2 separate regions of the Homo sapiens genome follow, and region 2 is linked to region 1. Evidence: chromatin loops called from intact Hi-C (ENCODE). Cell type or tissue: stomach. All regions are shown on one strand. Each heading gives the region's core, and the rest is flanking DNA. Links, peaks and the distances in the headings are about the cores only. Region 1 overlaps MEIS1 (Meis homeobox 1). Region 2 overlaps MEIS1 (Meis homeobox 1).

Evidence for each region. A loop is a pair of places that touch in the nucleus more often than their neighbours do. Peaks named below come from ENCODE experiments on the same cell type or tissue, not always from the same donor. Only the 100,000 strongest peaks of a DNase experiment are listed, where the experiment ranks them.
Region 2: it touches region 1 in a loop (1.8-fold over the local background); 2 of 110 quality-filtered maps call a loop at or near these places.

What each region holds. Positions count from the first base shown.
Region 1 is chr2:66,507,188-66,522,814 of GRCh38, reverse strand. It overlaps MEIS1 (Meis homeobox 1), which reads right to left. Exons shown (of 13, transcript NM_002398.3): 8 at 10,521-10,666. Among named protein-coding and RNA genes, the nearest start is that of LINC01798, 59 kb to the left of the region's middle. RefSeq lists enhancers at 1-1,692, 13,697-15,224, 14,619-15,562, 12,360-15,623. In stomach, for the core only: no CTCF peak of the experiment used is centred there; a DNase peak (open chromatin) is centred at 6,844.
Region 2 is chr2:66,457,225-66,472,851 of GRCh38, reverse strand. MEIS1 (Meis homeobox 1) reads right to left here. Exons shown (of 13, transcript NM_002398.3): 7 at 8,632-8,743. Among named protein-coding and RNA genes, the nearest start is that of MEIS1-AS2, 25 kb to the right of the region's middle. RefSeq lists an enhancer at 8,892-11,845. In stomach, for the core only: no CTCF peak of the experiment used is centred there; no DNase peak of the experiment used is centred there; H3K27ac peaks cover 2,637 bases.

The sequences.
Region 1 (15,627 bases), core at 3,151-11,150:
ACAAATAAATGAAGAAGCTTTGAGCCGACTTGCCAGAGTAATAATCTATTTTTTTCTCCCCCTCCCTCTTCCCAACAAACCCTCGCCACATATGCATGGCAACAGTCAGAAGCCCTGGCTTCATCTAATTACTCCATCACATAATTTCACAAATTGCCTTTTCACTGGGGAGCCAAGTGCAAAACATGCTCACAGTGGGATTTCAGGCAGCAGCTTTCATTTACTACTCATTCCTTGTTCAATTAAACACGAAAACACCAGTTGTGTGAAAGAAGTCAAAAAGAATGCCTGCCAATGAGCCAGACACGTATATCTCCTATTTACCATTTCATCAAATACATTGTTGGCAACAGGCATCTCCAACAGGAGGATCCCCTCGCCTGGCCCACTGTTGTCTCAATGGAGCTGCCACAATAGAACCATAACCAAATGGCTAAGAGCAAAGGGGCTTATCTAAAAAGTAAACTTCCTCATCTATCAATAGGAAACATGGGCACGTAGTAACAGATTTGATATTCTCAAGCCCCTCCATTCTTTACCCTTTCTGCTCTATGACATGCCTGCCATGATCCTCACATAAGAACCTGTATTTGTATTAGATAAATGATGCTAAGCCCTTTGATGGTACAAATGGCATGCCATATTTCTGTTCTGGCTAGAAAGAAGGAACCAAATTCCACTAATCTTTAAAATTTCTCCAACGGAAAGATCATTAATCAAGTTCGTACAGTATTAGGCGTTTTCCTTTAAACTATTAATGCCTTGCATGTTTCTGAAACACACAAAGATAAATGCCCACCCATCGCATTACGGATGTGGGTGGAAGAAAAATATTGTACGATGGGTGACATTACTAGAGGGAGTGAACCTGAGGTGACACTCCTGGAAGCTGACATTTTTATATCAACAACTAAACACAGCCACTGGTAATTAAAGGTATTGCTTTGTAGCTCAGGAGCCAGCGGGGTCAGGTACCATTTTACATCACAAGCCAGTCCTTTCTGCATGTAGATTTGCCAGCATTATACGCACAGGGAGAAGGAGACATTAGCAGCAGCTGTCTCTCTGCTTTTACACTGAAAATTCTATTCATACAGACAGGTGGAGTAATTTAAAAGCCAATGTGGTACAATTTCTATGTGACTAATGTCACTGCCTACTAAAATGCCACCATTACCACTGTTTATGGAAACATTACTAAAATTACATTTTATTCATAAGAATTTTAGGATTCTGGTTATTACTAGCTTTAAAATGATCAGACCTCGGTGTCATACCCCAGAGTGGCAGCTTAATTCTCCTGGGTTTAGCAGCCTTCTTTGCTGAGAAACGACAGTTGGATTGTAGTTTCAAGAGTAATCGGGGCTGCATAAGCAGTTTCCTCTATCTCCATAAAGAAAATTAAAGACTTAGCTCTTTGGCGTCCAGGCCACGTGACAGGCAAAAAAAAAAAATCTTCAAGGAGCTAAATTCTGTGTTAGAAGGTTTAGTTAGGATCTGCATGAGGAAAGATTCTTCACCCCCCAAAGCACTATCACAGACATTGTTGGTAACAGACATGGGTAGAGAATTACATATTTCTGTAAGGAAGGAGGAGCAGTTAAATAATGTTGAAAATCTGAAATTCCAAAAACGCAAAAATTATCAAGATTGTCACAAAATATCAACAGATGTAGCTTTCTTTGCCTTTTTTATGGGCAGATATCTGCAGAAAAAGATTCCAGATAGGGAAGGACCATTCTTGACCCTTAGTTACTAATAACCATCAGATTGCATTATGAAGTTTTATGCCAAGCCCTCTGGCTTATATTTTTATTTTTTAAAAATACTAATTAGCTAGCTTGTGGAATGAGATTATAATTATATCTTTGAACTCCCACAACGCGATTTGATTTGCTGTGTGTTTGAGAGGCAGCGTGGTGGAAAGCAGATGGAAATTCAAGTCAGGAGATCCTGGTTCAAGCTCAGCCAGTTCCTCGCTTTTGATCTTGAGAAAAATCATTAACTTCTCTAAATTTCATTTTTGTCATGCTGCCCACCTTACAGGATTGTCTTATGCATCCAGTGTATAGGAAAATATTAAACAATAAAGCACTACATACATACATATTACATTTTTATTTAGCATTACAATAAATTTTTTTCCTTCAGCTGTTGAAAGGATAGAATAATCCAATGTCAAAATAGCCAAGCAATTAATAGCTGAATTTTTAAAAATATAATAAAAGTCACATTATGCAGGCAGGAGAATATTTTATTTTATTTTTTCAACGAATTCATTTTGTGAAGTTCTTCCCCCTTGAAGTTGGGAAACTGGCTTTTCTTTTTTTTTTTGAGACGGAGTCTTTCTCTGTCACCCAGGCTGGAGTGCAGTAGCCCAATCTTGGCTCACTGCAAGCTCCACCTCCCGGGTTCAAGCCATTCTCCTGCCTCAGCCTCCTGAGTAGCTGGGACTATAGGTGCCTACCACCAAGCCCGGCTAATTTTTTTTTTTTTTTATTTTTAGTAGAGACGGGGTTTCACTGGGTTAGCCAGGATGGTCTCGATCTCCTGACCTCAGGATCCGCCCACCTCGGCCTCCCAAAGTGCTGGGATTACAGACATGAGCCACCGCGCCCGGCCAACTGGCTTTTCTTTAAATAATAGATAAGAATTTTTTCTAAACTTCTATAAACTGCAACAGAAATGACCTTGATCTTTCATAGGATGAGTGTTCATGTTGGAAAAAAAAACTATACCTGCTGGTCTCTGGACATCCCAAAAACTTCCCAGGATACCAAATTCTCAGGGTAATCTATGCCACGTGGCAAATGACAGCACTTGGGTACTGCAGGGATGCTAGCAACAAAGGTAATTGTGGAAACAGATAAAAACTGACCATAGATTATTAAGAAATGAAATGCAAAGACAACTACAAGGTTAAATTAATATATACCACCCCATTTTTTAAGAGATCATGCCAACAGGACATTCAAATTCAAGCAGTTACCAAGACCTATTTCAGAATATTTCTAAAAACATAAAACCAAGTCATTTCTGTCTCATTTAAATACCAACTAATTTAGGATGTTGGCCTTCATAACATCAAGTTATTTAAGGTCTACCTTTTCTTTAGATAGAGGAATACATTTCATCTTGGGACCCGTGCTCACTGGCCTATAATTTGCTGAGTGAAGGCGTTTTGCAATGGCAATGAAAAACAAGGACTAAAAAGCCTTTAAAATGTTAGAAGGTTGCGTAGCATAACCCTTTCATCTACTGCTTACTCCTGGAGGCTCTCCACTGGCCCACCAAGAAAGAGATGCCTTATCTGAGTTCTTGAGCGCACTCTCTGGCTCTTGACACACTGAAGTGACTATCAAGTCCACAGAGGCTAGCCAAGTTGCCCACACTCCGGACTCTGCACAAGGAAGGGTGAGCAATACTGAAGTGAAAGTGCTCACACATCAGGAGCAATCATTTTGATGTGGATCTACACAATCCCTATCATTACTGCCTTGGAGCGTCAATCAAATATTTTTTTTGCTACCACATGGCTTTCAATCTATCAAAGGTAAGCTTGGGTCATGGCCCAGAGTGTTTTGTGAGCTGAGCAACAGACCATTGCAACGTGGTCTTGGTTGCAATGTGCAAGTACTCCACTACTTGGTTGCCCTCTGTCATGGACCTACATCAGTACAAGAAGAAAAATTAGAACCTTGGACAAGGCTACTTAGGGGATTAAAAGATGTAAAATGGATCAGTTTTCCCTACTAAAATTCATAGATGGCAGGGGTAGGGACATACATGAGCAGATAGTTATACTCACACTTTAGCATGAGAGACAGATATGATGTGGATGTTACCAGTTCAGTCCTAGGATCCTAAATTCCACGACATGTAGATTTACTACTACTGGCAAAACCACCAACCAACAAAAACAAAACAATCCAAAACACTGGAATCTTTTATAAAATAAATCTATCTGATTTTCCTGTGGTCAAACCTTCATATTTTAAGACAAGGTATCTTCATTAGGAATCTTAAACATGAAGAAAGAAAGAACCAAACTAGCATAAAATTCCTAGGGGTTGGATTGAGTTCGTTAAAAAAATATACACACACTCACATGTATACTTGTGGTACTCCAATTTTAATCGGAAAGATAAATTGAGGTGCATGCTCAGTGACCAAGTTTGATATTTTATCTTTAAAAATATATCATCACTAATTAAAATAAAAAGAAGACATGATATTGATACACACTTTGAAGTACAAATGGCTGGCTAGTGTTCAGTTAGGTGTATCAGTAACAACCTAACAAATTGTAAAAAGTCCATGGGCACTTTTGTTTTACACATAATCCTTTATTTAATCAGCCCAATTAAGAATATATCAGAAAACCAAACTATCGTGTATCTGTATCTTAACCTTGGGAAAAAAAGAAAATTTTTAGAATGATCTGACAAATTGCCAGCCAGACTCTACAAAAGTCTCTTATAGTGAAACAACCATTGGTGAAATGAATAAACCACTTATTTCACTGCACACAAAAATTGCACTCATACTCTGACAGTAACATAGAGTCTCAGACAGAGGTCGTGTGCTCAGAAGGGCTATATACCTGGATAAATAAGCAATTTTAAAGTTGGACTTTTGATTTTGCTTTCGATTGTTTTCCCCCATGCCTCCGCATCAACTGACTGTAATTACCCCAGGTCAGAGGTGCATAACTACAAGTGGGGAAGAAAGGCCCAGGCAAGGGGAAGGAGGTACAGAGAAGGCTGGGAGAAAGCTTTGCCAGGTCACTAATGGCCTCTGGGGCAACAATGTGGAGAACAGGCTGATGCTTCTCCTTTGATCTTCTAATTCACAATGATCATTAGTATTAACTCCGATTCTTCTGGGTGAAGAATTCCAGCTGTAGCCTTTTCAGTTTACCTGACCTAAGAAAATTCATCACCCATCCCATTAGGATTTCAATAACCAGCTAAGAAAAAGAAAAAGGCAGTTGCCCCAGAATCTGGAAACCACCCGCTTCATTATTAAAACAGAGTTTATATGATGTATATCACAGAAAAATTAGAGCATTCCAATATTCCCCTCAAGTAATTAAATAATCGACTCCATTTCCCTCCCCAGACTGATGATTCCCACTTGAGTGAAAAATAGTCAGGGTCCTTATCTAGTCAAAGTTGAAATACGCTATCTACAAAGTAGCAGAGATCTTTTAAAACTCAGATAAAGGATTTTGTCATCCAAGCCTGGGTTAGTTTCAGCAAAGCCTAGCTTTGGTCAGAGGTGAAGGTGAATGGCAGTTACATGTAAGGGAAAAAGTAAAAACTATGAAAATATTCTTCTTATGTATGTAAAAGAGCTAATTTTTGATAGGGTACATGGACATCTGCAAGGAAAAAAAAATCTTCTCGCACCTTCATACTAGTTTTCAAGGCTCTTAATTTAATGATCTGTCTGCAGATAACAGGTAGTGAAGAAGGAATCAAAGTTACCTGCTATCTCCACAAGCCACTTCCCTTGTCTCAGGCACATGACAATTAAGGTAGATTAGGACTAGTTTGAAGAAGAAACTGCCTTTCTCAAATACCCTGATGAACAGTTTGGGCAAGAATGTGAGAATATAGTTGTCCTTCCCCACCACCTTCTCAGGACTCCCCCTAGATCTTTCAGGATAGGTTGTTGAAGGATGCTGGCTGGTAAGGCTTAAAAGGAATATTCACTGTTCAAACTGGCAGAGTACAGAGGTGGGCAATAAAAAGAAATAGAAATGGGAGGAGAGGAGAAAATTTCATCTACTACCTGCCCATGTGCCTACCTGTAAGTCCTTCTATCTTTTCCTAACTTTGATCAACAGAATGGATTATCCAGATACCAATTAGATGTACTTTTTCATTGTAATAATTCATAATGTTTACAGAATAATTCTTCCAAAATGGCAAGGAGGGATACGACACTAAGATGACTCCAACAGATCTTGTTACTAAAAACGAAACCAATGAAACAACATCTGTCTCTTCTAGAGCATTCAATTCCCAATTCAATTCCATTTACTCCGTCCTTAGAGTGGCGGACCCGCAGGGCACTTTTCATCTAATAGTGTTACTATGGAAACGCTATTCTCAACCTGGAAGATTCTACAACCTCTCGCATTGGCTTTATCCACAATGAGAGGGAAGTCTTATAAATCAGAAATCAAGACATAAATTTGGCCGCACACACACACACACACACACACACACAAATTTTCCAGGCTAGAAGTGCACACATACACAAAAAAGAAAGAAAGAAAGAAGAAAGAAAATGAAACAAAAACACTTGGCACATAAGTGTGTCTAACTTAGAAGCAAAGTTTGTCCCTGTAGTAAGGCTTAACCAAATGGGATCCTCAGGATGGTGAATGGATGGGGAGTAGGAGAGAGTGTGAATGAAAATCAGTTCACCATCAGAATCACCATTCCGACTGGTCAATGCTGGATATTGACCCGTGAATGCTTGCTTCACCTGAATCTGTAGGTATGCTTTCTACCTCCCTCCCTTATCCCTAACTTTCAGTATTCCTGGAAGCACGGGAGCTCCATGCAGGAAAATATAGTCACTGCATATTTTAAATAAGAACCACATTAAGCGCTTTTCTATTTAGATTATACTTTAGACTGCAATATGATAGGATAGGAAAACAAAAAAGAAAAGAGACCCTTGATTTTTACCTTAAACGTGGCATGCATTCTTTTTCTTCATTTTCACTAAGCCTTTGGACACATATCTTTGTAATACTATGCAGCAAAAGAACTGATAACATGCAAAACACATCCAGCTTAAGCACTATGATGTCACAGGCTATGTTTACAGTTGGAATAATGCCTTCAAGAAGGAAAAAGAAACCTTGATATGACATATGCCCCTGAACTGATTGTGAATACACAGTGACTCATATGCAAATATTAAGCACGTTTTAATTGTTTGCAATAATTCATCTTCAGGCAAATGTAAGAATTCCTATTAATAAATGCCTTTATTTTCTTTCTAATTCTCTCTTATTATTTAAATCATGTCAGTCATTCCTTTCAATTCCAGGGAATAGTTTCTTTTAAGAGACCCTCTCTACTTATCGACTCTGCCAAATGCTCAACTAAGTATAAGCTGGGAATTTACCTCACTGAAATTTCTTCTTACCCCATAATCACCAAAGTTTAAAACTCGTTTCCTTTTTCTTTTATTATTTTCATTATATACAAGTATGTCCAGTTTAGCTTGCTAGAGACTGTGAGCCCAAGAGTGAGGCTTTAGTTCTCTCTTTGGAGTAGTAAAATGTGCTACTGATTAAGTCTACCTGTGGATAACTACAGACTGCCACATTTTTCTTCTCATGTAGCTGGGGTACAAATTCAGAAAGTTGGTTTTTGTTTTGTTTTGGTTTTTAATTCAGGGCCTATTCTACTCTTCTAACACAGAAATGCTTTAAAGCCTTTTCAAGGGCAGATTTTTTCACTGAATAAACCCAGTGAAAGGATTGATCCATTTATTTTAAAAAGAAATAGCAATTTGCTTTTAAAAGGTGTGAGAGGTTTTCGAATATGTCTTTTGACATTTAAAAAAAGACTAGTTTACAGTTTACTAATAAATTGGTATTGCTATTGTTTTAATTAGCCAGAATTTCAATGGCTTTTTTACATCTAGCAAGAATTCAGAAAGGATTTCCTAGATAAGTTGCATTAATCACATAGCAATGACGTGACCATTTAAAATTTGTACAGTCTTCCTAATGAATTGTGCATCCCTGAAGACCTCCCAGAACTTGAAATAAAGTCACTAAAGAATTAGTACTGAGATGTCAGTGGTTACTTACATTTAGACAAACAACAACAAAACTCTCTTTAGATTCTATAGGTTTTTAAAATAGAATTTATTAAAATTAGCTCCTTACTATAAATATTACCTAAGCAGTCCATGCATTCCTTCAAGAAGGATTACAAAACAAGGGTAACGGGTGTTCCTTATAGCTGGAGGTCTATTTGCTCTTGCAATTAGAGAAGTGGGAAGGAATCTTTTTCATTGGGGGAAGGAAAAGATGAAAAATTTAAACATATCTCTTAACTTTGCTCTTCAGATGATGTTATAAGAACAATTAGCTATCTACAGACCATTATCATTAATCAATATTTCTGTATGAGCAGATGGCATTGGAGTGGGTAATGGAGGTAGAAATATCCAATGGAAACCACAAGGTAACACCTATAAACATTCACAGAAAGCTGGGGAAACATGGATGAATGGGCTTCCCCTTCCAGGGCAGTGGCACAGGCCAGCAAAGACCTCAAAACTGAAGACTATTATTTAGGTCTCAAGAAATCAGGCAGTTCATGAATAATTTCGATTACAATTGCCCCAGTAACAAACACATAGTCCATATAAGCAATGCAATGCATGTAAAATCATGCGGGCTGTTAGAAAGTTTATTTGGGTTTTTTGTTTGTTTGTTTGTTTCAAGAAGATAATGTAGCTCTATGCAAGGGTCTTCACAAGGGTACAACCTAGAAAAACAGGAAAACTAGTGGCTGCATAAAATAGCTTGCTTCTCTCTCTCCTGATTCTGTCTGAACCAATATTTGATTATATTTTATTCAGGGGCACCTCAGCTTCAAGTAAAGCCAAAACTCCTTTGCAGATTGAGATGGGGGCTGAAGAAATCTATTCATTGTTTCTGTTAGTCTATAGGAAATAGAAATTATTTGATTGTGACTTCAGGGCCAACCTGATTTTATCCACCACACCAACTCATTCCACACAGCGAGTTAGCTGGTTATTTCTGGAGATAAAATATTAGCATCATTGCATCAGCATCATTGTACCACACCTTTGACCAATTGCCACTTCTTATCTAAATGTCATATCATTCGTTTTTCATGATATGCCCTCAAGACCTGAGTCCTCTTTCCCCTAGTTCATTAGTGATTGATAATCCTCAGTGGGGAATTTGCAGGAGTCAGATATTGAAATATCTACACACATGCAACAGGTGTCAGATAAGTAGTGGTGCCTGAATCAGATTCTAGGTAAACCTAATATGATGTTAAAATCAAAACAGCTCAAATAATCTAAATCTCCAACTAATTTCCAGCATAGCCAAGCCCTGAAGTTTACTCAAAAACTGTAGTGTAGTCTAGATACTGTTTGGAATTATTATGGGAAGAAGAGAAGGGAGGAAACTTTTTTTTTTTTTTAGCTATTCCTGCTGCTCTCAGCTTTTATCTTATTCACTGATGCTGGAAAATCTGGATTAATTTATACCCTTGAGTATTATTAGAGGCACAGCCTCTATCCAGAGGAGCAGAACTAACATGACCTGCAGACATCCCCTGAGTTTGTATCTCTGTACCCGTAAAACTCACTGAGGAACATGGCTTTGAATGTGGGCCCAGGTATGAAGGTAAACAGGCTCTGCAAGTGTTTATGACAATGCAAGATTAACTTTAATATTTAAGGAAAAATTGACTTTAGGAAAAGCAAGCTAAGACAAAAATAGTAACACAAAATATTTTCTCCTGATATTAAAAAACAACCCTCAAGAGTTTTTAACATTTATCCATCTATGTAACTTTGCTACAACCTGTCTAAATTCATCCTTTGTCTCTAATATTGAAATTCCTCTGGTCAACAATTTTGTTGATTTTTAAAATATTATTTTATCCACAAATCTTCATTGTATCTTCTTCTTTAAATTGGTATGCACTTACAAAAATATCCACCAAAATATTATTATTATAAATATTTTGAACATGAAATTCATTCAGAACAATAACCAAACAAAACAAATCCCCCAGTGGCATAAAGCCCCAAATCTCCAGTTTCTCACATCTCCAGGAGAATTCCTGCAGTGAAAACAGCAATACTGGCACAGACAATATAAACTGTTACTCTGCTTGAAAAGTCACAAGGGACTACACAGGAAGAGCTGACTCTATATTGCTGTTTTCCTTTACAGTTCTAAATACAGGGACAACTTTCACTGTGGAGCTCTGACTTACATGAATGTTTTGTAATGGAAGCCAGTGCATTCAAACCACTTAAAAGCAAATTATGTGATCATCTTGCCATTGCAACATGATTTAAATTTTTGTGGACCATTTGTTGTAAAGATCCACTAAAGCATCAGAAGATATTAAGTCTCTCTCTAGGGTTTGTCTAACTTTCTTCTTAGTAGGAGATGGTTCTGAGCACTTAAGGGTCACACTTAGAAAAGCAACATCATTAAAACACATACTTAAAATCACAAGTGCACATGAACACCTAAATCTTTTAACTTATGAAAGTTAACAAAATCGCAATCGTGAATTTTAAATAAAATTTCTCATTTGGGGTATCTATCTAAGAAATAAGTGCTAATACTTTTGCAAAAACTGTGGGAACACAGTTATTTATTAAATATTTCAAGTCCAGAGGGATCACTTTTTTCTCATTTTTTTGTATAAAAACTGGTTCATTGTCCATATTTAGTTTATATATGTCATTTAGAATCCACTTACTGTTAGATGCTGGAACAGCCACGCCCTCATGATATTTGTGGCTACTTTGGGAAAGATGCCACGCTTTTTGTGACGCTTTTTGTCCTTATCAGGGTCATCATCGTCACCTGTGCTGGGGGAAGCTACACTGTTGTCCAAGCCATCACCTGCAAACATAGCGAATCAAATTTTGACTGATGCTACCTTGACATGCTTTATTCAAATAGAATGCCTTTGGATATAAACAAAACCAAAAGAGCAAATTTAAATGATTAATAGTTTCTTTGGTACTGTTTTTTTGTTGTGTTTTGTTTTCCAAGACAGAGAAAGAACAAGGCCTAGGCTCAAGAGCAGTCAGGTCTAAAGAACTTCTTCCAAAGAACATTGCCAAAAGTCAAAGGGAATGGAGGGAAATATCCAATCCCCTTGTGGCTTTGTTGCTATGGTAATTATTCCAATATGTATAGCTGAGACAGGTTAAGTGTAACTCCTACCGGGGAGTTAAACATGGTGGCAGTCATTAGCTGTGGCGCTATGGCTGCCTGGGCATTCAAATCCCACAGTCATTGACATTGACTTGTGAGAAGATTCATTTAAGATATCAACTATTTCCACAAGTGATCTATCTTAAGACTAGTTAAACTAGGATGGGGAAATGTAGGTAATCCATCATATAAGCAGTTTGACATAGGAATGCTTCAAATAAAATATAATTTTTCTTGTAATAGAGAGAAAGCATCAAGTTTAGTAAAGGAAAAACCCCTGACATAGTTTCTTAATTAAAAAACAATTACTGTGTAAATCAAATAAGGTAATGCTAAATTAATAGTAAATTAGAATTGTATTACACTAATAATTCAGGCAGTTTCTAAAATTCATGCTAGGTAAACCTAGCATTTTTCACACTGAAAAATCACCTGCTAACATATTCCTCTATATTGGATCCTATTTTTCTATTGATTTTTATTATAACATTTACACTCTTTATTCTAGAAAATATTTTGGCTCTGTGACATAATGAAATTTAAAAAGTTAGTATTTCTTTTTTAAAATGCCATGTTTAATAAGAAAAAATAAAAATTTAACCCATATAACTGTTCAAAATAAGTTACAAGGTACAAATGGAAAGTAGGTATTTTTTGCCTTGGCATCAAAGTCAAAAAGGAAAACAACAAAGGACAAGACCCATTACACTAAAAAGTAGCTTAGCTCGGTCAACCGTTCTCTTAGAAACCGACAGGTTGATCTGGGCCCAAACGGAAGAGCTATAGCAGCCAGGCTTAGAAATGAGGTAAAAAAAAAATACACCCAAGAGCACATTCACTGGGTTAAATAAGCCACTGGAGAGCCAACTACACGACCCAAAGAACCTGAAACTTTGGTAAGACAAGTTTCCTGCACATAGCCTCAGGTTCATTTCCATGGCTTCATGAATTTCTGTATTTCTCATTTCTGTTATTAGGTCCTACATAAAAAAATAATTCTCTAGTTCAATTTCAGTTATTTCTGTCTAATCTATAGTAGGTATGTTGCAACTAATCAACTGTTTTTAACAGCTCCCTCAGCAGACCCATCTCTCTCCTGTGAAAAAAAGAAAAGAAAAGCATTCCTCAATTTTTTTTTTTCAATTGCCTTAACTTGTACTGAGATGAAGTTTAGAAAGTTTGTTGGGTGAGGAACAAACTAATTCCAACATTTCTACTATTATTACAGAATATGCTATAAATGCAAAACTTTTGCAAAACTTTTCTGATTCTAAACTTTTATTCATTAAAAATCTGTAATTTTATTATATTTAAAATCTATCTGTTTCATTAAAAGTTTAACAGAAACATATCTTGTGTTCACTTGGAAAAGATCATGAAAACCCACCACTCCAAAGCCATTGTTGTATCAGTGAAGAAAATGCTATGTTCTCTGACTGGGCCAAGGTCATGTACCCTGGCATGGAACTACTGGGGTCTGTGCTGTTCCAGACCCCTACATCTGTAAATCAGCACTCCTTCCACCCAACCAAACTCTTTATTTGCATAACCAAGTATTTTATGAGAAGTCCCCTTGGATTTGCCTAATAAATTCTTTGAAAGTCCAGTATTTAAACAGCCTTTTTATTCAGAGAAGCAGTTTACCATATAAAATAACAATTCATTAAAGAAACATGAGAAAAGAAAACAACTCAACAGCATTTAAATTTTCAATGGGCTAATCCACTTTCAATATGCAAAAGGTAACCAAGGAAAAGACACATACGACCTGATCATTGATTAAAAATGAAAAGCTTATAACCTTACAATACTGTTTTCACCACCTCCCCATGATTATTTTCCACCTTTAAAAAAAATAGCCTTTTTATCCACCTCAAACCCCTTCAGATTAATTTAGCAAGCAATGCATAGTGCCTGCCTAGAAGAGAATTCATTGATAATTTATGGAAATATCTACTATAATCCAGCAGAGATGACTTTTTTCCAGCTTTGTGCATCAATAGATAATCAAGGCCTTAAAGCAACCTTAGCTTCCCATTACCTCAGGCAAAAGAATTCCTGAAAGCGTGCCTTGAGGGCACCTGAATTATATACTCCATTAGGAGAGGAAGGCTTTCTGCATTCCATGTGTAACACTCACCAGAACCTTTCCTGTTTATTTCTGCTGTATGAAAGCAGAAGCATTAGGAACAGAATTTTTTAAGTGAAGACTTATGTAGATACAATGGAGAAACCTTTCAAGCAGGAGCCAGATCACCCCCTTCAGTCCCTGGCAGTGACCTCTCCTGAATAAAAGGTTTCTATTACATCATTAGCTCAAGCCAAAAACAGCCTTGGCTTAATGCACAGTTTGTTCTTCCTACTGTTTTTAGGCAAATACAGCTACTTTACTCCCATCTGGGAGGGAAATTACACTGCTGGGTTGTAATCTAAGACAAGATTTTCATTGGAAGCAAATGCTTTCAATCCAGTGTAAATACTGGTGCATGTTCAGAAAAGCCTAAAACAATAAACCCTGCTCCTTTCCGACACAAGTTAGGGAAATGGAGAAGATGGGGAAGGAGAAGAGCATAATAAAACAGACTATTCTAAAAGCAAACACTTTCATAGATTTTAATAAATTGTTTAACCTCTTCCACTTTCTAAAATTGAAAATTGATCTGGAAATGTCTCAACCTCAGAGGAAAGTCTAAATGGTCAATTGTACCTTTAGCATTTCCATTCACTCCGCAATTTGATATAGTCACCTCAATGTGGTCTCTCGAGAATTTCTTTCCTTTTTTACTTTTGAGATCACTAAACAAACTTGGAGAACCGCCGGCCGACCACACGGCAGCAGGCAGCAGCTCTGAACCACATTTGTAAAATGTCAGCAGTGACTTCATTCCTGGAGCTGACTTCTCCTGCCGCCAAATGAAGGCAAACTGAAAAGGTGGAAATAATCATAAAAATGATGCTAGTCCATAAACAAGCTTACAGCCTCATTAGGATAGCAGTAGGCTCCAGTGGGTGATTTATGCTCGTTTTGCTGATGCTATGAGGAAATGCCATAGGGCGACTTTAGCCAACCGCTAATGGTTTCTGACAGCTTCTTAGCAACTAGTGCAAGCAACGTTGTGGCGTTTGCTAGTGACAGAAACTGAAAATGTCATATTATCTGCCCATGTGTCATGAAGTCCGTGTGGCAATTAACTAGCAGGCCAGTGACTGAGGGGCCAGAGGCTCCTGAAAATGGCCTTTGGCTATGCAGAGGCAGCGGCCGGGGCTGCGCACACACAGGCCGCACATATGCAACATTCTAATGCAGAAATCCTCTCCCTGCAACTTCCTGGGCTCTGATGAGACCGGGCCACTCCAGTCTCTTTTTTCCCCCTCATTGAAGTGAAACTCTGGGTTCCTCTCTCTCTAGGCACAGGCTCGGGCATTATAAGACTCTAAAGCAATCTGCTTTGATACGATTATCGGAATGGCTCCTTAATTGGCAATACCTGGTTCTGTGCCTCTTGGATGCTGGACTCAAAGGTGCTAGCTACAGTACTTTGCTACTCTCTCACAAATTAGTCTAAAAGGATTTAAGATCACTGGAGCAGACTCATTGCCTGTCAGATTTCAAGGAGCAGAGGAACTCTGCACAGCAACAAGACACTATTTAAAAAAACACCAGGTTTCTAACGAGCAGGGGGAGAATCTTGGCCACACTTTTCAGTTTCCGAGCTATCAAAACCATGCACTATATGTCAAACTGTCAAACCTTTCAGCGTGGGCCATTTGCCCTTTCAAATAATATTTAAGAATTGTTTTTACAAAATTTTATAGGCCATGGTCTAGTGAAAGAGGCCAACCAACAAAGAAAGGAATTTGTACTACAATTCGTCTACGGACAATTTCTTGTGAGACCTGGGCCTGTCCCTACGGAGCAAGGCAGGTGACCTGTGGCAGCTCCCAGGCTGTCAGAGAGCTCAGATTTCAAACACTCTCAACTCAAACATCCCGAGTCGCCTATTTAAGCATGCCCAGGCATTTAGACTGTGCTATCTCGTGCCTTTCAAGGCAGGATAAAGCGGCATTTATCGTATTCAGGCCATTCAATGGGTCAGACTGACCGTGTCAGCAGGGGCTCCTCTCCGGCAGGTCAAAGCCTTGCTTCCATTTTTTTTCTCTCCCTACTAACTCCTGTCCTCTCAGGACTGCTGTTCCCCTAAACCTACTCAGAGTGAAGCAACAACAAAACCCAAAACAGCTCCTAAGATTTACATCACAACTGATCAGAACTTCCTGTGTCAGTGGGCCATCAGGTAAAAATAAAATAGGTTTTCTATTAGAGGGCTCTTTATGTCATAGAAGCAAAACTCCTAATTAAGGAGATGAACTTTCAACTGCCAGGGCAAATGAACGTGTAAGGTTGTGGACCCCCTTGTTTTTCTAGAAGCCAAGCTGGAAGCCACAGTGACTTCAAGATCATTTTCATTTACAATTTTGTATTGAGACTCCACAGTTTTGGGCCATATCCTCTCTTTAAACTTTACTTTTCTCCTCTTCCAGTGTTTAGGAACAGTGTTTAATCCCAAAACGTACCTAGACTCAAAAATCAGGCCATTTATAGTTGTATCTCTTGATACTGCATAAATTCGATTGTGCCTAAA
Region 2 (15,627 bases), core at 2,898-10,897, 50 kb after region 1:
TGACCCCAATGGTTCAGACAGCAGAGGCACTGGCTGGCTCATGGCAGTGTGGAAGGACTGGACCAAGTTTCCAAGAGTGGGCTCTGGAGCCAAGTCCACCTAACAGGGCCCCATAGATGCTGAACGTCTACACCTACCAAGGTAGTGCTGTCCCTCTGCAATTTGAACCTAATACCCACCACGCTGTGTTTCATCCAGCAGGCCTGACCACGGAGTTCACCATGTCTGGGTCATTGGCATGTTGTGAAATAAATACACTCACGGCTCCCTAAGAATATCCAATATTTAGCAAATATTTTACTTTGATATGCTTGATGTTCTTGGTAGCACACAGGAACTTCCTAAGGGCAAATACTATGACCTACTCATTTTTATAGCTCACACAGAGTACCTGGCACACAGTAAGTGCTTAATCTATTTTTGATGACTTGACTAGAATGTATAAATTTACATTCCCATCCCCCGCTTAAACACAACTCATGATAATATTTTGGCTCATCTGCAGGAGAGATTATAATTCTAAACTCTTTTTATCTCCTTGGGCTACATTAAATGGATGCTTCCCTAAAATTAACTTCCTCACTTCTGCCTTGCCAAGAATGACACCATGTGAAGAATCTACCACCTGAAACAATGAATTCTCTCCTTATTTATTTCCTTGGGTAGAAACTGAAACACATGTTTGAGCTGTGCCAGGCTGTGTGTGGTGGCCCTGGAATGCCTGGGAGATCTGGCCTGAAAAACAAGTTATTGCTTATAGTTTAAAACCCAATGCAGACTCAAGAGAAGAAGGGAAGGTGAGAAAGGATAAGAGAATGAAAAGGCCTTACATAAAAACTGAATTAAATAATTACAGATTAAGACCTGGGTTTTTAAAGCTAATATCTCCATTTTCATCGTTTACATAAAACAATACAATGCATGGTATTAATATGATGTGGAACATATTTCTCTATATGTGATGTATTTTTGGAAAATATTTACAGTTTTGAAAAGAAAGAACTGAATATTATGAACAATTAACTTCCAGGTCCATGAAAACAGAAAATATATTCCACTATCACTGAAAAGCGAATGCCCTTCTAGCTAGGGGAGCTTTCTCTAATTTACAGCCAACTGAGTGAAACTGAAAAGAAGATACTTTTTAAAAAGTTTTCATGCCTCTGGCTGCAGAGCTAAATGATGAACTGACACAACATCATTATTCATATACTTCCTTACTACTTATTTCTTATTTTAAAATATTGCATGAGTCTTGGGAGACAAAAGTAGTCAATTCTAGGAAAATAAAAGAATTGGTGTATAATTTTAGATGTGCTACAAGTCACACCGGAGTTGGTATTTCTTAAAAAATGACAGCAACAACAAAATTTTAATCCATCACTTGCAACAAAACTCCAGTACCTGCACAGGTAACAGTGGCCAGTAGACAGACGTCATTGACATCACAAATCAAGTGTGCAAACCAAAGGGAAAGCAGAATTGTGACTTACAGGTCACACAATAAATATCGCACCTTTTAAATTTCAAAAATGAGAGTTCAAAATTTGATAAGAAATCCAGACCATGAATTCACACATAAATAAAAATGAGCAATCAACAGAAAATATAAGAAATGACTCTGTTGACTAATGCCCTGTCTTTTCCAATTGAGGGTCAGAACTATTCAAACCCAATCACATGAGGATGGAATCAGTAAAGGTCAATCAAAGACAAGCTGAAACTCCAACTGTCTAGCTGACCTTCAGAGCTTGTGACAAATTGCTATCAGTCAATGTCAACTAATGACAGGAGCTCTTTGGCTAATCAATTGTTCTAAAAGTGATCAAGAAAACTACTCACAGGACAGCTCATTTTCACATCAATGCCTGTGAACTATGAAAAGCTCATTTTTTGAGTTTTTAATAAGCTCATAAGTAAAGCAGTTACTTGGTAACAGAGGTCACCTTACAGAAAAAGACAGAACATTTGTCTGTCTTTTACATATTCTTTTATTACCATATTACAGTAAAAATATGCCACAGATATGCTAGAGGGCTACATAATAAAGTAGATAACACTTCATCCACTTTTCAGATAAATACTTCTGTGTTCGAAGAATATCTCTACTCGGCTGTAAATAATTTCAAATGCACTTTTCGGTTGTTTAAGATGAAAAACAATGACCTCAAGTTTACTGGTGATGTTGCCTAATAATGAGAAGAGGCACTTTCTATGAAAATGCTTATGGCCAAGTTCGTGCCCCTAAATATAGTTACTACTTTTAGATGATGAAGTTATTTTTCTTTAAGATGACCTGATTTCATGATGCTAGAAGTCAAGCAGGTGGAAACCAGAACACTGTTACTCACATTTGATGAGTCAATAAAAGGAAAGGTGAGTATATTACAGGGTGTTCTTGGGAAAACAGTTCTCTGTCTCTACATCTCATTCAACATGTTTGATAAGTTAATAATATAGACTTTTTGATAACGGCCATTTGTGGAGCATAATAACTTCCTCTTTCTTTTTTACACCTGACTTTTCCCACCAGGAAATCATTTTCCTATTCTGCCTGCCACTGCATGCAAAGGCCACACTTTAATTTGCAGGTCAACATTAAATATAACCAAAGGAACACACAGGGCTGCGATGCTCTAAGGCCTGTGGTCACAATTATATTTTACTTTTCTCTCCTCCCAAAAGTGTATTAGTCAAAATCATTACAGTGCCATTGAAATACCAGAAGTCCCTGGAGAGGTACAGGCTTAAGAAGCAAGTGTGAACAAATAGAGATCATTCAAGTCACTGTGACCAACAGACAAATGAAACAACAAAAAATAAAAATTACCGTTTGTAACCATTTTCCTTCATTTTCAAGGTTCTTAGGTTATCATTTCGTTTGTAAAATATGTTAGATTTTTTCGTGTTTTTTTTTTAAAGAAAATTGTCTAGAAACAAGCAGTATTAACTTTGTGTTTTCAGCTGAAAAGCTGCAGTGACAGCAGTTTCAGATTACATCCTGAACCTGAGTCGCTACGGTAGTTTTTCAAATTAAAATATCTTCTGTGGCCTCAACCACTCTCAAGTTGTCCATAGGAAAGAAATAAAGGAGGGAGGGCAACACTTAAGCCGAGCCATAATTGGAAGTATGTGAAAAATGAAGTGTCAGTTTGGTCAATAAAGGGCAAAGGTCAAGGGGAACTGCAGCCCAAACTCTGTGCGAAATGTGCTCATTAAGACATCCAATCAGAGCGCTCCTTCCCACCTATCCCATTATTCATCGGACAGCTGACTGTTTCAAATGCCTGGGTTTGGGCTGTTATTACTTTTCTTCTTCATGTAAAAAAGGCGAGTGATATATAAATCGTTACTCAGTCATCTGGAACATAATGTGGCCCTTCCCCACCTCCCTCGCCCGGTGCTCCCCACCCCCTCTCAGGCCGCTCTGCCTGCTGGCTTCACAGGTCTGGAACAACTGCCTGGAGAGTCCCCTCAATAATAAATGGAATTGCCTTCTGCCTATAGGTTGCCTGGACTCACACAAAAGCTGGTGTGGAGGGGGATGGGGCAGTGGGAGGCACTGCAACTATTGATACATTATGATAGAGAAATGCAGTGCTTAGCATTAATCTTCTTTAAAGAAACATCCTGGCATGCTGGTTTTGCTTTTTTTTTTTTAAGTGGTACTATTGTTATTCTGAGTCCTGCCTCCTAAAGGAGAAGTTCATAAGTGGGTTTTAGAGATTCCAGCAATCATTAAAAGCCTTTAGGGTTGAAATGTATTACATCAAATTTCCATGTAGAAATAATACTTTTTCTTTATCCTCACAAAAGAGGAAAATATGATGAGCTTTCAGTGGAAAATGTTCTGCAAGAGCAATATCTTTACTTGTTCCCATGCTTCTATTCTTAATTCACTAAGTCTTTGAATGAGTGAAATGATATAGGCTCTTAATACATAATACCAATGAATCATATCAGTCATCATGCTCCCTTTGTAAATACTTCATTCATCATTCTACTTAGCATGCAAAACTAGGTTCTCCCTCCCCAACAGAACATTACCCCTCTGAGTTTAAGGTGATTCTATCTTATTCACAGCTAGGTCACCATTACGGAGCACAGCGCCAGGTTCAGTACAGACAACTGGGGAAAGAGTTGTCAAATTGCTAACAGAAAGAATGTCTGTCAAATGATCTGTTTCTCCAGTAAAACAGTGTATCAAATAGGATGTCATAGTTAGGAGCTTGGGCTCTAGAGTCAGACTGCGTGGGTTCAAGTCCCGGCTTGAGCACCAGCCGGTGTGTGGCCTTGGACAAGTCTCCTTATCGCTCTGAGCCTCCGTGACCTCACTTGAAAAGTGAGGGGATGGAAATACCTACACTGACTGACAGCCCTTCATGTTCTATTTTATTATCTTTTTACCATCATTTATTTAGCTCTCTTAACTTTAAAGCAAAAACAGAGACCTGTCCAGACTCAAAAATGTGGTCAATCGTAGCTGAAGCTGCTTAAGAGGCATAGAGTGGCTGTGGCAGGCCTTTGGGGAAACAGTAAAAATCTAGGGGAAGAGGCACCCAATTTGCTTGAAGTTCTCCCACTCCAAAACACACAGTTCCTAGAGTAGGCTCTGATTATGGTTAGGCGGGCAGCCATGCACAGTAGGATGCAAAAGACACACGAAAGCCACACGTCTCTGCCATCATGTACCTCCCGTACCTATGAGACACTACTTGGCAGCCCTGGAAACAGACACCCCATCCTAAAGCAGCTACAAAGCCAAGAGACCAAGATCCTGAAGCTGACTTTGAGAGTTACTCTTCAATATTTCTGAGCTATTACTTCTATCTCCTGTGAAATGGGAAAATAAAGCAAGTAATTGCCAGGGATAAAATAAGGATTCAATCTGGTATCTTTGGAAGTACTTTGAGGAAGTTATGGAGTAAACAAAAATCAATGTTGTAGCAACAGCAACAGAATCCCCAACCAAACACAGATGTGAGGCCCTCCCTCTTAAATGCCAATTGAAAAGGACTTTACTATTAAAGAATCAATCTCCTGCAAGGGGCCACAAGTATTAATATTGAATGGAAGTAGATATCATAAAAAGGGTCATCATGATAAATAATTTGAATTGAGGGAAAGATATATTGTGTAAATCGCGAATAAACATTAAATCCCTGAATAATAGTACCTTGATATTTTTGTAATTACACATCTTATGTACATTCTCTTTAGAATGCCCACGATTGGATTTTTTTTTTTCTTTTCCTAGATGGGAGTCTTGCTCTGTCACCCAGGCTGGAGTGCTGTGGCATGATCTCGGCTCACTGCAACCTCCGCCTCCTGGGTTCAAGCGATTCTCCTGGCTCAGCCTCCCGAGTAGCTGGGATTATAGGCGCCCACCACCACGTCTGGCTAACTTTTGTATTTTTAGTAGAGATGGGATTTCACCATGTGGGCCAGGCTGGTCTTGAACTCCTGACCTTGTGACCCCCCCCTACCTCGGCCTCCTAAACTGCTGGGATTACAGGCGTGAGCCACTGCTCCCAGCCATGGATTTTGTATTTCTTTTTTTAATGTTTAGGTAAAAATGTGTACTAAAACTCTTTCACTGATCACAACAGCTACTAATTCAGCAAATTATCAGTCATTCAAAATTCCCCAAATTGCTGAAGCTCTAACCAGAAACTCTTACTGTATTTTGAAATCTTAGAACATTTAAAATCTCCTGCATAACTTATTTCATTTTATCTACTTTGGAAGTTCAAAAGAATAGGACTCAGTTGAGATGTATATATATATAGCCTGTTACATGCCTCCACTGTGTAGCAGATAAGGTTATTTAACAGAGGGCTAAAGCCTAGGGGATTTCTTTTTTGTTTTCTTTTCTTTCCTTTCTTTCTTTCTTTTCTTTTTTTTTTTTTTAACCACAGGTGCCATAATGAAGTGGTAAAAATGGAAAAGGAATGAGGAAAAAAGAAATGCAGTAAAAATAATATGTCAGAGAAAGTTTTAAAATATGTATTACTCCTGTCTGTGGGGGAAACACCTCTTTGGATATGTTCTTGACAGATTGAGTTATTTCTGTCTATTGGGTATGTATAAAGACATATTTATGGATTTATAAATCTTTTGAAGAGGGCTGTTATTTACCCAGTTGACTAAAATGGACTCAAACTGTGTAAATAACTATTTAGGACATGTACTACAGGCCAAATGCTGGCACAGCTTACACATCCATGCCTGCCAGAAAAGGCAAACAGGGAAAACATGGAAAAGCCACTGTGCACAGTTAATCCGAAGGCTGCACAAAGACCAAGCTCTGCAGTTCTCAGGGATGAAAAAAAGGTTTAGAAGGGTGACGGTTGGCATGGAAGTGTGCATAAGTTGTTGCAGCAACACTTTCAGGCATCATTCTGCATTTAGCAGGAATAAATTCAACTGCCAAAGAAAACCCACAAGGAAGGACAAATAAGACTGAAGGTGGGGCTCCCAACAGCTTCTGTTATCAAGCACAGAAAGGTGGGGTAGGGGAAACCAGCACAGAAAGTTTCTATTTGATGACAGTGGAAGTTATTCACTGTAGTTTTTTAGTAGAGAGATGAGGAAAGAGGGTCTGATGAGAAGAACCTTATTTAAGTAATTGGGAAACTGGAAGTTTAGGTCTGACACTCCACTGGGACCTCAACAAATCACTCAGCTTCTTTGTACCTTATTCTTCTCCTCTGTCAAGTGGGGATAGACCCACTTACTCTGCTACCCAGGATTGTTTTTAAATGATTCAGCTGAGATCATTCAAATAAGATAATTTATGTGAAACTGCCCTAAAAACAACTAGGTATTGGACTCAAATATAAAACATAAAAAGAAAAAATATAGGAAGAAACATTATAAGTAGAAAGTAATGTGAATAATATGTAGTTCCTAGTTACAATCAAATTATTAAATAGGCCTTTGGAGAACACTTGTTGAAGGAAGAAGCAGCATACAACACTCCTAATTCCTTGTTACAGCATGTCAGAGGGGAAGAACTGGTATTGGGCATTTGCTATCTGAAAATCCTCTTATCATACTATGTTTGAGAAAACAGATGCATTACAATTTTAAATTCAAGTGCATTTCAGCAGTTTGCAAGCCTTCAATGCAGCAGCTGAACTATCTACCTATTCTCAGATGATATAAGTTTTGAAAAGCAAGAAATGAAAAAGAAAAAGAAACAAGCCAAACACTAGGCTGCGACCCCATGTAGCAATTTTGGGCTACAGGAAAAAGAATTTATATTCCATTTACACCTTTTTGAAAACTCATAGTGTAAGTAGAGTTATGAAAGTAGGGCTTTATATTGAAAGTGCTGACACCACCTTAACTATAGCACTCTGAACAGCAACGCCATAACACATACATACACACACTTGAAAGAAAAAAGGCCCCTTGGATTTATGCTGCATATCATTTTCCAGTAAAAGTCAGAGGTCAGAGGTTACCTCTCAGCTCTGAACCAGTTTACTATTCTGGGCTCCGTTTTTACTAGGCTTATAGTTGTGATGAAGTCAGCAACTTTTCTTTGAACAATAAAATGTCTCAAATGTTTAAAATTATATTTGTTGAAGTTATTCCCAGTACAAACAGCATATATGTGCCTCAAAAAAATTAACTTTCCTGTTTTTGTTTTCAAATTAATCACACTAAATTCATTGTAGACTTTGCAATTTTAATTGGTAGAGCCCAACTAAGTTAGACAACAAAATTCCTTTGTTGTCTAACAGCACTCCAGTGAAACATGATCATAAAACCAGATTTTAAAGTATGTACCTACTGTGGGCTCAGAGTCAACTTCAATAAAACAGCCTTTTTATATTCAGATAAAGAATTCTCTTTTAAACTTTAATTGCATTAATGGAACACAAAATCCACACAGCGGGCTCTCATGAAAAGCAGTACAGACATTTGAATACTCAATTCGCCCTTTTGCTGAAGACTAGCTTGATGTTTAAACTTTATTTCCTACTAGTTATAGTCAAACATGCATAATCCATGGACACTCACATACACATAGGTATGTGCATTCACAGGACAACACAAATTAACCTGTTATCTTTCCATGTCTTCCTAAATTTTATTTAGTCTGGCTTTGCAATGAAGTCAAGCACTTAGGAGATTCAGATAAGTAAAACCAGAAAAAAATGACTTCAACCCAGTGGAGAGGGAAGCCGAGCATGTGCTACTAAAGGGCTCACAGCCTTATAAGCATCCTAAGACATCATTAACTTGGAATCCTAGTGGATGTTTCTTCATGAGCTCTTGAAAAGCCTCTGAGGGCAAGTAGTAATAATACTTTTTATTTGTATAGCAGGGTATGAATGGCATACTATTTATTCACATTCAAACTTCTAAGCTACTTCTCTAATCTTGCCCTGAGTCAATTCACTACCCTGTTTTATGAAGCTGGCCAGGTGACAGACAGTTAAGCAGCTGGAATAGCACAGAAGAGCAGGGTCAGAGAATAAAATAAGATGAGCTGATTCTCAAGTTAAAGGGGGTTTATCTTCTAGGAAAAACTGTATACTTAGTAACTCACTAGACATTTCTGATTTTTCAATCCTTAAAAATGAAACAAGTAGCAAAAGAGAATAACATCTCTCCTACCTTGCTCACTGCTGTTGTCCCCACTGTGTGACGTGTGGCCACCGCTGGAAGGGCCTGGGGTTCCTCCTGAACGAGTAGATGCCGTGTCATCATGATCTCTGTTCCAAGAGGGCTGTGGGGGCACAAATCAGAAACCCAAATAAGAGGCATCTGTGAACCCTTATTGGTAGGATCCCATGGCATAATGACAAAGCCATGGAGGGCTGGAGCACATAACCATGCCACCTTTCCCATCCCCCTTCAACCATGGTTCCAGCTCAGAGCTGCATTGGCACATTTATAATTTGCCAGTTTCTGCTTCCAAGCTAAAATAATATCTACAAATAGTTATTCTGTAAGTAATTGCATGCTTTATTACTAAGGAAAACAAAAACATTCCAGGCAAAGAGGAAAACAAAATGCCGCCACTGATTCTGACTATATTTTCAACATCAACAAACCCTCTGGCACAACAGTCTGCTACTCTGGAAATGCAAAATGAGAGTGGTGGTCTATAACACTGTGGTTTATAGGGGCCTCTGATTCATCCTAGAAGACAAACATGGCAGAGCTTTTAAGACCTCACAATTAGGCCTGGGTCCATAATAGCTAGTATGTGTCAGCTGTTTGCCGGATGGTACATGGCAAATGGACCAGGCATAGGCACAAAAAAGGAATGAGAATAACAATAGATTCACATGGACTGTGTACACTCAGCCCCATGCAGAGCCTTCTTGTACTATTGAACGGAAAACAGATGTTGCTTCTTATCACTGGGTGCATTTGAAAGTAACATTCAGATAGGAAAAATTGGCTGTAAAATAAATTCTTGAGGAAAACAATCATGGCGACACCTCTCCCAAATCTCTCTTTATCACCAGAAAAGATTTTAATTAGCTTTTAGTGCTAGCTTTCAAAAACAGCCTCATGAGTCACTGGTCATCCTGCACAGTAGGAATGATGCAAAATACAAAGCTGGTCCTTCACTAGGAAGTGATATTTATCTTCAAGATTATTAGTGGGAAAACAGGATCATCTCGTATGTAAAATATGTATACATCATTTCAATCATATAAGGTCAGGCTTCATGACTATATAGTAGTAGAGTTTGCTGACCCTTCCAATATCATTAAGTATGCCTAGCGAAATCAAAGAGCTCTTTGCTTATTTCTAGAAAACTATGTTCCTACCCTGGAGAAGATAAGAAGGGCTGAGGAGATCAAAATGTCTCAGACACCCAGGGAGAGAAAAGTAAAGATCCCATCTAAGAGGCATGCTGTATAGGAATCAAAGGGAAAGAGTCACTGTTTCTGAACAAGATGCATCACTGTCACTTATTCTATAATCTTGGCCAGAAGATTAATGCAGCCTGAAAAATGAAAATAAAGTCATAGAAAGATATGCCATTTGTATGTTTGACTCATGTATAATATGACCCATTATGCATATTCTCAAAAACAGTGCTAATTGATCTGCTGATTCTGAGATTGAAAGATATGTGAACTGTGAAAGAAGTGCTTTTTGCACACACGCATTCTGCAGCATACCAGAAGAATGCTGTAAGACGTAATCTGGAACACACGCTCAGAATGCAAACAGTTAATGCATAAATTTTCAGTTTGTACAACTGCAGCTCTAAAAGGGGGACTTGTTTATTCAGAGCTCTGCAGAAAGAATGGTACAGCACCCAGGGGACAGACAATGCCAGGCACAAAACCCCGGTGCCTCGACATGTAAAAGGATGTTTTTCTATGTGCTACAAATCCCACTTGAAAATATAATTAGAAAGAGAAAATGGCAAACTATTGCATTAACTGTAATTGAACAAAAGACCAGCAAGACATGTGGGAGGCTGCAGGAACCCGTGGGAGTTTCAGGATGCATGAGATCCTGCGAGTGACATCTCCTGGGCACTCTCATTTTATTTATGTTGTCCCTCACTACTATTGTTGACTGGTGATCTGACTGGTAATTAATAGAAAAGCTAGCGATAACAAGCTAAAATACAGAGCCACAGACCAACCTCATCAGAAGCATGTTTGTTAATCTGATTAAGACTAGGACTCCAAAAAGGTGACTTAGAACCAAAGAATTATTCCTTGTTATACAGGAAGCTGTCCTCCTTTATGCTACAACAGACCTGATATATTCACTATCTTTTAATGAGCTCCACTGATTTATTCAGCTCTGCTCTGCTCCCTCCCCCACTTTTCTACTGTGCAGGATGTAGATTAATTCAATGCTTAATTGTTTAGTAAATTCAATTTTCCACATTCTATTCTGCATAGCTTTAGCTAAGGTTCTTAAATCTTCAGCAGTGAGCCCTGAGCCCAGTGTTTGTGATCTGTGCCTACCTTTTTTCATCACCATTTTTCTTCATCCACCACTTAATTCACCATGAAAAGATTTTCCTTGCTGGAAATTCTGATTCCGCTATGATCTGTGAGGCATTCCGATTCATTGCATTTTCATTGTGTTGGGCCTTAGATGCTGGGCTCCTCTTTTCTCACAGCTATCGCCACATTATACAGGAATTCATGCAAGAAATGTTGGATTCCACCTCAGTTTATCCAAATTTTGTGCAACCTATATGTTTAAATTTGTGTGTTCACCAAAGGTAGGAGCCAATATTTTTCACCTAATATCATTCTTCTCACAGCCTTGCTCCTCCAGAAGGCCTATGAATACTGAATGCACTTCTCTGAAGTGAAATCTAACTTTTGTGCTCCTTTCTTGAATTAGCATTTTTGTGTATTAGCATTTAAGAATGAGTAGTCACATGAAACTGAGCATTAGAAGAAATCCACAAAGTTACAAAAACAGAACAAGAATTATGCTTAGTTCAGTTCATTAAGCATGATTAAAGTCTAAGTATCAGAAATAGCTCATGAACTCTTCTAGTATAAATATGTAAGACAGCCCTAATCAGAACGAACTCCCCCCAAATCCATGGACAGAGAAGTTCAGTTACAATAACCTATCTCTGTGACTATATGCGGTTACACCAAACAACATCATTATTATTTTTAAAATAAAATATGTGCATCTGATTATGCATACATATCTGTGAAGTTGTGAGTTGCTTGGGGCCACTTGTAATGTAAGGCTGACAGAATAAAATCAAGAATGCATGGCATTAGATAAATAAAAAACCTTAGTCATGGTTTTAAATTAAGTCCCAAAGAGGCTTTTTTCTTCAATGTATATAATTTCAGAGTAAGCAATGGCTGCGTTCTCATTTATTGGAAATCCAGTAAGACAAGAGGTCTTAACCTGAGGTCCAGAATCACCTATGGAAGATTTTAGGGTGGTCTTGTTGGAATAATATTTGGGTTTATGTGGATACTTGCATATTTTTCCCAAAGGATAGGGTTCAAAACTTTTTATCAGATTCTCAAACAGGTATACAGTGCTCTCAAAATTTGAGAACCACTGCTCTAGGAGATGTTCACAGGGCTAGACAAAACAACAAGAACAACAACAACAACAACAACAACAACAAAGAAGTTGTTGGGAAAAAAAAATCTTTTGCTGGAAAGACCTGAAAGATCACTGAATGTACACTCTAACTTGTTATTGACAGCCAGTGTCCTCCAGACACTATTTCTATTGTCATAAATGGAGGCAGGCAGCTAGAAACTGCACTCCATCAGTAAGTTCTTCTTGATCGATATATAATATATAAACTAACTTAATTTTTGCTCATGTTTTTTCTAGTTCTAGGGCCCCAAGAGACAGCCATTTAAAATATTTGAAGCAAGCTATGATTCTCCTCATATCTTCTCTCTTTGACAGCTAGAACACTCCCATTTTCTTCTATCGTTTCTTAAGAACACTTCAAAATAAGTTGTTTGGGGTTTTTTCTGATTCCATGTATGGTATTTTCAATCTCTAAGGCAATCTTACTGGCATCTGGTAGTAAAATAGAAAGAATGAGCTCCCCTGACTCCTCCATGAGTGAGAATGGTATCTTAATCTTCTCTGTCTTCTCCTTTCCTAGCTCAGCACAATGCATGGCTCATGTTCAGCAGGCACCAAGTGCTTAGGGAATGAATCTGAATTGTTCATTAGTCACTATGCCACCAACATCCCAACAAACAAACTGCAACTTCAAAAACTATCTTGGCTTCCTGAATAAAGTTACCACTGGTGACTTTTTTTTCTTCTACCATTCACTCTTTTTCAATCTATGCCTTAAATTTGGACAGAGGTCAGGACCTCTTATCACTTTCCAGGTATTCCTTGGATAATTCCCTCCTCCACAGTGGTTTGATTTCCTATATGCTACCAGACGTGTGTGTCTGAATTTCTTCTTTGGTCTTTAGACTTGTATGTCCAACTACCTGCGAAACCATCTCCATGCAAAGACATCCACCTCAAGAAGTCCGAAAGTGGACTTGTTTCAACTCAGCAAGTCCAAAGCTAAACTCTTTGTCTCCACCAAACTTCCTACTCATTCCTTTTTATTCCGTGTCCTAGTAGGTATCACATCCTCCACCTGTGGTATAAACCTGAGAGCCATTCATACGCTCTCTCTCTATCTCTCTCTCTCCACCTCCCCATTCAATCAGTCACCAAATCTTGTCTATTTTTGACCCCCAAATAGTTCTGAAATAAATCTCCCCCATTCCATATTCATGACTGCTGTTCTTGTTAAGGCCCTCATCACTCCCAACCTTTAAAAGAGTTCCATTCCACCAGATCATACGCTCTGTGAGGTCAGACATGGTGTCAGTTTTGCTCACCATTGCATCCTGACTATCAATCACAGTGCCCAACAGTTGGCTGGCACACAGGAAACATTTGTTGAATGAATGGACTGCTCCTCACTGCCTACAGAATACAATCTGAGGTCCTTACCCTGGTATACAAAGCCCTTCATAATCTCCCCAAGGGACCATTCCTCTCCTTGTTTCTTTTGCTCCTGCAACATCCCATTGCACATGATTTCTCACAAATACTCTGCTGCTTATTGCTCCAGGCCCATGCTCATCCTTCTCCTCTGCCTGCAGTGCCTTGCTCTGCCCTGCCTGACCCCAGCCCCTGATTATCTCCTTCTTGCTATTTAAGGCACAGCCCAGATACCACCTTACCTAGAAAACCTTCCCTGATACACATCAACCCCTGGATGAGTGAGGCTCTGCTGCTCTGAGAGCTCAGACCATCTCATGCACACTTCTAGCCTTTCACTCTTTGCTTTGTGATGACCTGCTGTGCCTGTCTACAATTCTACACTATGAATGTTTTGAAATCCTGGCCTACATCTTATTTATGCTTATATCCTCCATCCTAGGAAAATGTTGATATTATATTAGATACAAATATATTTTTGAATGAATAACTTAAGTAATACATATGGAATCTTTGTTAAATTGTCACCTGGCATTGTGTTCTCCCATATGAGAGACATCACAAAATATCTAAAAAAGAGTAGTACAATTTAAATATACCTCACATACTTGCACTTACACAAACACACACCACTATAAAAATAGATTAATACTCAGTTGTAGCATAACAGTCAAAAGAAAGAAAATTTAAAGCTAGTCCTGTTGGAAACTTGATTGGGCCACTTACATGGTCTTAAGTAAGTCATAACCTCTTGAAACCTTAATGTCCTCATCTGTAAATGAGGATAAAAAGTACTCCCTTGCAGACATAACATATGTAAATTGTCAAGCATGCAGCAAGCACTCAATAAATGGCAGCTTCTATAGTTCTTAATGTAACAACATAAGTTGACCTAAGCCAACCTTGGGGTATCTACATACAGGTATATTCAGTGTATAGACCTTCTGGAAAGAATGGTTAACCTGAGCTGGCTTCGTGCACAGCTTGGTATGCTTTGTGCTATCTCCCAGCTGCTGTGTGCTCAGGGAATGCAAACTGATCTTATTTTCACCTTGGAATAACATGATTTTTACAGGTGGTTTGTTCCTCCCCACCTCATCAAGTTTAATTCGATGCCTAATATTTATAAATCACTTTACAGTATACAAAGCATCTTGACACATCTTCCCAGTCAGTCATTCACCACATCAGTATGATGCCAGAATCATTTTTTTCGAACCAAAAATAGAGTTTTTTTTTCTTCAAAACTTCTACACTACTGGTCCCATTCAAAAAGGTGGATAATTGAGAGTCTGATGATCTTTACTGTGAAGGTGTCAGTTAGCAGCTACGTAGAAACTGATGAAATAATCAGTGTACAAAATTCGAAGTCAGTCTGCACCTGTCAATAGGCGGCTTTCTCTTTGGGGAGGTACATTTACTCTCTCAAATCACCAGGGTCTCTTTAGTAAGTAATCTCTAGTGGCCTGAAAGAGCTGGCTTGTCTCCAAAAGTGAACAATTTATTATCTCCAGGTGAGGACAGTCTCCAGGTCCGCATGGAGAAGGCACCAGTGTGCATGGTACTCAGGCATACACACGCACACTCACACTGGCAGGCTTGCCCATGTCCGTATGTATGTGCCCATGTGCACACCTGTGCTCTTCCATGAAGCACAGTGAATGGGATCGCTGTATGTCAGCATCCCACACTGTCTGGGGGGGTGCATCTAATTAGCCCGGCTCCCCTTGACTTTTCCCCTCTGTCTAAACAGTGTTTTTCGGGATCCTTAAAGGTGCATGACTTCAGCAAATATCATTTCTTATACACTCCTCAATCAATGATACCATCTGAGGAAAGGGATCAGAGAGAGATCCATATGCAGAGAAATGAGGAGAAGAGAAGGGGCACAGGAGCTGCTGTGAGAAACAATACACATTTACCTGTGTGTACCTGAAGCTGGGGAATGGGGATGCTGAGAAGGCTTTTTATGTCTGAGTATTTAAAGTCTTGTCATACTGAAACTCGTACTGAAATGCTTGGTGGCTCACATTTGTATCTGCTTGATAACCAAAACATAGCATATAATCATTCAACCCACTCAACTACCATGTATTGAGCACCTATAATTTGCTAGATACAGCCTGCTCCTCTCAAAACATACTCCTTTGGGGCTACATCTACTCA